2 separate regions of the Homo sapiens genome follow, and region 1 is linked to region 2. Evidence: read pairs that join two places in POLR2A ChIA-PET (ENCODE). Cell type or tissue: A673. All regions are shown on one strand. Each heading gives the region's core, and the rest is flanking DNA. Links, peaks and the distances in the headings are about the cores only.

Evidence for each region. ChIA-PET counts read pairs that join two places held together with the same protein. Peaks named below come from ENCODE experiments on the same cell type or tissue, not always from the same donor. Only the 100,000 strongest peaks of a DNase experiment are listed, where the experiment ranks them.
Region 1: POLR2A ChIA-PET joins it to region 2 with 15 read pairs; 4 of 35 experiments call an interaction of 5 or more read pairs at or near these places.

Annotation. Positions count from the first base shown.
Region 1 is chr1:53,415,602-53,418,521 of GRCh38, reverse strand. No RefSeq gene overlaps it. Among named protein-coding and RNA genes, the nearest start is that of DMRTB1, 42 kb to the left of the region's middle. In A673, for the core only: no CTCF peak of the experiment used is centred there; no DNase peak of the experiment used is centred there; H3K27me3 peaks cover 1,844 bases.
Region 2 is chr1:53,251,285-53,254,204 of GRCh38, reverse strand. All of the region lies in intron 16 of LRP8 (LDL receptor related protein 8), which reads left to right. LOC105378728 (a long non-coding RNA gene) reads right to left here. Exons shown (of 6, transcript XR_947355.3): 1 at 1-2,920. Among named protein-coding and RNA genes, the nearest start is that of MAGOH-DT, 14 kb to the right of the region's middle. RefSeq lists silencers at 1-128, 318-421. In A673, for the core only: no CTCF peak of the experiment used is centred there; no DNase peak of the experiment used is centred there; H3K27me3 peaks cover 2,031 bases.

The sequences.
Region 1 (2,920 bases), core at 274-2,773, 160 kb before region 2:
CCCTTCTGAGGTCCAAGCCATTCTCCTGCCTCAGCCTCCCACCACAGGTGCGCACCACCTGTGATTGCAGGTGTGCACCACTACACCCAGCTAATTTTTGTATTTTTAGTAGAGATGGGGTTTCACCATGCTGGCCAGGGTGGTCTCGAACTCCTAACCTCAAGTGATCCATCCGCCTAGGTCTCCCAAAGTGCTGGGATTTCAGGCATGAACCACTGCACCCGGCCCAAATGGGCTTTCTCTTCATGTATCTCTCTTATCAGAGAGGAAAATCTTTCTCAGAAGCTTCTAGCATATTTCCCCTTCAGTCTCATTGCGTGGAATTTGATGACAAGCCTTCCCATAGGTGCTGAACAAAACTAAGATCTGTTGTCACTCATTGAAGGAGATGGAAATGGCTATTAGGTAGGCAACCAGGGTCTGTCTTGCATTATTTTCCCTATTTTACAGGTGAGGAAACTGAGGCTTAGAGAGATTAGTAAGGTCAAACTGGAAGGACAAAACCAAGATTTAAAACAGATCCGTCTGCCTCCAAAGCAGTTTGCTGTCACATTACTTGCTTTAGCCTGGAACTTGCTATAAGGCAGAGTTACTATTAATCACATCAAAAGGAATTTATTACTGAAAGTGTCAGAAAAACTGCTTTTTAACAGTGATTAATACATAATTAGGTCTCAAAGCTAGGAGTCTTTGGACAATGATGGATTCATGAATAACAGGAAACTAGGTGAGAAAAAACACAAAGACAAAGAAGTATCTTAAAAGAAAGTAAATGTTTATAATCTTTTTTGGCAGGCATCTGCAGTCTTTTAATTCTGCCCTTTCTGCCCCCGCTCCCCGCACTTGACTTTCCAGAAATGGCCAATTTCTTTCAAATGCTGTATACTGGAAAAATCCAAAGGACTCATCAGATGAACACATTTCAAAGAGCCACTACCAATTTTTTTTCTTAAGCAAAGCATCAAGCCTCTGATTTGCCGCTGATAAATTCTCTGTAAGTAGCATTATAATTAAGCACACACAAACCATTCTGTGTTTCCAAGAATACAATTGGGCTGGCACTGAATCGGTGATAGCGTGCAGGCACCGGGTGGGAGGGGTCCATTGCATCTCAACTACCATGTACCGTCTTTGTGCCGAGACCAATCCGTCTCTCTCCTTGACACCCTCTGAATCACAGGCCATTGCCCATTCACCCCATGTCTGTCACGGAGCTCTTTTATGGGGCACCTTCACTGAGCCTTGAGACTGTGGCCGTCCTGCTTCTAGGCTCTGGTCAGAGAAAATGCCAGGAAAGCAAAGTGCAACATGACTTCCTCTCTCAGCATGACTTCCTCCCACCTCCTACCAGGCTGGTGGAAAAAAAACCAATGGTGTGAAAGCAAAACTGGGAAAAGAGAGAGGCAGCTCGGGGTGGGGGTGGCAGGGGTGGCAGGAAAGGGCTGAGCGGTCAGTCAGGCTTCCAAACCTGGTTTCACTGCCCTGGCTTACAAGGCTTTGACAAGGTACCTTACCCTGACATGCCTCAGTTTCCTCCTATGTAAATGGGGAACCACAACACCAACCTTGAAGACTAATTGTGAGAATAAGCAATAATTTATGTAAAACACATGGGATATCATAAATGCTCAATATATTATAGCACTTATTATTACCAGCCTCTTAGTAAAAAGTTGACAGTCTGTTAGCACGAAACATTTAGCATGTGTTATTGTTGTGGTTGTTCTTGGATATCTACAGGATATAGTTGCTTTAAGTTTTAATGCATCAAAAAAATCCATAACCCATTTTTGGAAATTCAGCACACAGGAAAGTGAAAAGTAAGTAGCCTGGGAGTGTTGTGTGTATAGAAGTCAACAGTGGCAACCCTATCTCCCCCTGGCTTCTATGCAAACAGTTTCTTTTACAAATGTGTTTTTGGTATGCAAATCACTCTATGCAGATTTCTGTGTGTGCAAAATACAGCATAGAAAAATGGCCTTCTTGCCAAGGAAGACAGGAGATGTTGGCTGCCGTCAAATGAAATAGCAGCAAATTTTAGATTTCTTTTCCTACTGCTCTTTCTAACAATGTATGGGGTGAGCATATTTTTGGCACGTTATACTCAACTATTTTGGCTTTAGATTGTGTGTTCTTGTGATAAAAGTGTGGTTATTGAAGCATGTAACTACTTTTTGAAGCCGTAATCATGTTTAGTGGTGTTTAATTTAGAATTTCACAACAGCGTGCTACCTCAGGTTAGTTCTAAACTCACAGATGGCTTTGCATGTAAGGTTAGGCTGCTAGTGTCTGTGTACTTCCTGCTTTTCTGTAAAGACTCCAGCTTATTAAAGGATTTAATGTCATATTTTGGAACATGTTTTCTCCCTAATTAATGTATGGCTTAGTAAGTGAAAAGAATACATTTAATATTAAAATCCTCCTTTTCTTTTGGTGCACATTGAAAGCTGGCACATAATTCACAAGGAAATATTTTACCATCCAGGCAGAATAAGAATACATCTCTTTTAGGGTATTCCTTGCCATTTCCAATGCCTTTTCCCATTGGTTCTTCTGTGAGCTAATGGAAGGAAGTGAGATACAAACTTTGTCTAAGGTCACTTGTCATAGAAGGCCTGTCGACATCCAGGCCTGGGTTTTTGTTTTCCTCAATCATATGCAAGAAACACAGCACCTGTAAACCAGTGGCCCGAAACCGTGCTTTCTCTCTCTCCTCTTCTTTTTCCCTTTCCACCCAAGCATTTTTTGCTTGTTTTGGGTGTTTCGAACTTGCCAAATGAGCCACTCCTTAATTTTACAAAATCAACGTTTAATTTGAAGGCATTTTTCAAAACAAAGTACACGGCCTGAGAGAGAGTGCCAAGTGCGGCTTACCCTTATCGGACATCACCGATCGCTGGAGAGAGGGTGGAGGAGAGTG
Region 2 (2,920 bases), core at 183-2,682:
ACCACACGGTATCCTGTACACCCCTCTCTTAGCAGTCTCATCTCGTAGCAGTATCTTTGCATTCTGATTGTCCATTCAGAGCTTTATCTCCCTTACTTGGCTATGAGTACTTCAAGGACAGGAACTTTGTCCTTTTATCCTGGGAATCTTCAGTATGCCGAGTTAGTCAGCAAATGTTTTAAAAACTTCTCCCCTGTGTAAGACACTGACTGTGCCAAGTGCCAAGGATCCAGGGAAGAAAAAAATAAAGACTTTAAGAGCTTTCAGTCTTTAATCAGGCAAAAATAAAGTCCTTTAAGGTAGATGTTAATACATGTCATTATGTGCTATGATAGGGGCATGTTGGATATAGATAGAGACAGAGGAACAATGTAATAGTGGCATGATACTCTTGTGAAGGGATGGTAGAAGGAAAGGTAATTCCAGAGTAAAAGTGGCGCTTCTGGAGAAGACAGCATTTGAATTGGCCTTGAAAGGCTTCACCAGGAAAGATGATGGTGAGGTGATTATTCCAGGATTATTTTGATTGGAGTGGAGAAAGATAAATCTACCCCTTTCTTGCCATCCTTTGCCCTATAGAAAGAGGCAGATATATGCTGTTTTGCTGACATAACTCACTCTGAAATATTCAATATTTTTAATTTCTGCTAATCTGAGGAGTGAAAGATGAGTATTATTTCCCTGACATTTCCCTGTGAGGTAGAGTATATTTTCGTAAGCTTATCAGCCCCTTTACTTATATTTTATCTGTTATGAATCGCCCACTCACAGTCTTTTCTTATTTTTCTATTGGCTATCTTTTTCTTATTTATAGAAATATTTATACATGACAAATATTAAACCTTTAAAATATATGTTACAAATATTTTCTTCCAGTCTGACATTTGGTTTTAAAGTTTGTTTATGGTATCTTTTGCCATGCATAAATATGAAACTTTTAAGTATCAGATTTGTCAATCTTTTAAGATTTCTGGGTTTTGTGTCTTGCTTAAGAAGGCCAGCCTCACTCTAACTTATTAAAATATCTCCTGATGTTTTTCTTTTCTACTTTAAACTTTTTTTTAGTATTAGGATATTAATCTATTTGGAATTTAAATTTTAGAGTATCGTATGAGGTAGAGATTTAACTGTTTTTTTCTCTATATACCTGTCTAGTTTCCCCAAAACCATCATTGAATAATCCATACTTCTCTCCTGACTTGCACGTCATCTTTATTATAAACTACCTCCCATACGTACTTTGATTTGCGTCTAAGCAGTTTATTTTCCTTCACTGATTTATATATTCCTACATACTATTAGCACAACTTCATGATATGTTATGCTCACAACATCTTCTCAGCTATTTTTATTCAGTTTCTCTTCTAGGTGAACTTCAGAATAATCTTATCAATTCTATAAAAATTTTGGTGAAGTTTTTATCAAGATTGTTTTAGATATATGAGTTTATGTGAGGAGAATATACCTTTTTATTATATTAAAGCTTCCCATCCAGAAATGTGGCCTATTTATTTCAGTCTTCTTTTACGTCCCTCAGCAGAATTTTATAGATTACACAGGACTTGCGTATTTCTTCTTAGGTTTTCCTAGGTATTTTATAGCTTTTGATGGGCTATTACGAATGTATTTTTATTCCATTACTTTTTCTTTTTCTTTTTCTTTTTAAGAGACAAGAAGATCTTGCACTCTTGCCCAGGCTGGAGTGCAGTGGTGCGATCACAGTTCACTGCATCCTCGAACTCCTGGGCTCAAGGGATTCTCCTGCCTCAGCATCCCGAGTAGCTGGGACTACAGGCATGCACCACCACACCTGGCTAATTTTTTAAATTAATTTTTTTGTAAAGACCAGGGCTCACCATCTTGCCCGGGCTGGTCTTGAACTCCAGGGTTCAAGCAATCCTCCTGCCTCAGCCTCCCAAAATGTTGGTATTACATATGTGAGCCACTGTGCCTGGCCTCCGTTAAATTTTCTAATTGGTTGTTGCTGATTAAAAAGACGGCTAATGATCTTTTATGTTGATTCTTGATTAACTAAAATTATTTCTGATAGTTTTTCACCAGCTTCTCTTAAGAGTTTCTAAAAATACAAATAGCTGTTAATAACAGTTTGGTTTCCTCCTTTCTCATATGTATTTATTTATTTACTTTTTTTTTTTTTTTTTTGAGACAAGGTCTCACTCTGTTGCCCAGGCTGGAGTGCAGTGGCATGATTGTGGCTCACTGCAGCCTTGACCTCCCAGGCTCAAGCAATCCTCCCACCTCAGCCTTCTGAGTAGCTGGGACTACAGGTGCCCGCCACCATGCCCAACTACTTTGTATTTTTTGTAGAGATGGGTTTTCGCCATGTTGGCCAGGCTGGTCTCGAACTCCTGGCCTCAAGTAATCTGCCTGCCTCAGCCTCCCACAGTGTTGGGATTACAGGCGTGAGCCACCGCACCTGGGCTCCTTTCCCATATTTATACCCTTAAATTTTTTTCTGGCCTTACTGCATAGCTAGATCTCTAAGACAATAAATATTAGCAATGATAACTGCCTTGTTCCTGTCTTTAATGCTTATCAATTATTGTAATCTTACTAAAACAGAAACCCCTTCCATAGCATCCTAGATAGGTGATCATTCAGCCTCCACTGGGATGCTCAGAGTGACTGCTAATCACCTTACAAAGCTACTTGCTCCATTTTTACCCAGCTGTGTTGGAGAGAGCTTCCTCCTTTAATCATTAACATAGTCATTTATTCTAAATCAGAGCTTGTGTTGCCCTCTGTGTCTCCTTCTAGAGATGTTCTTCTTCAGGTGGAGCCTCACCTTTGGAAATAAACACTCTGCCTGGCCCCATCCCACTCTCCACCCCCCAGTTTTGGGAGAGAATCGTTTTCTTAGAGAAATCTAGGGAAGCAGCAGCATTAGGGCAAAGGTGTG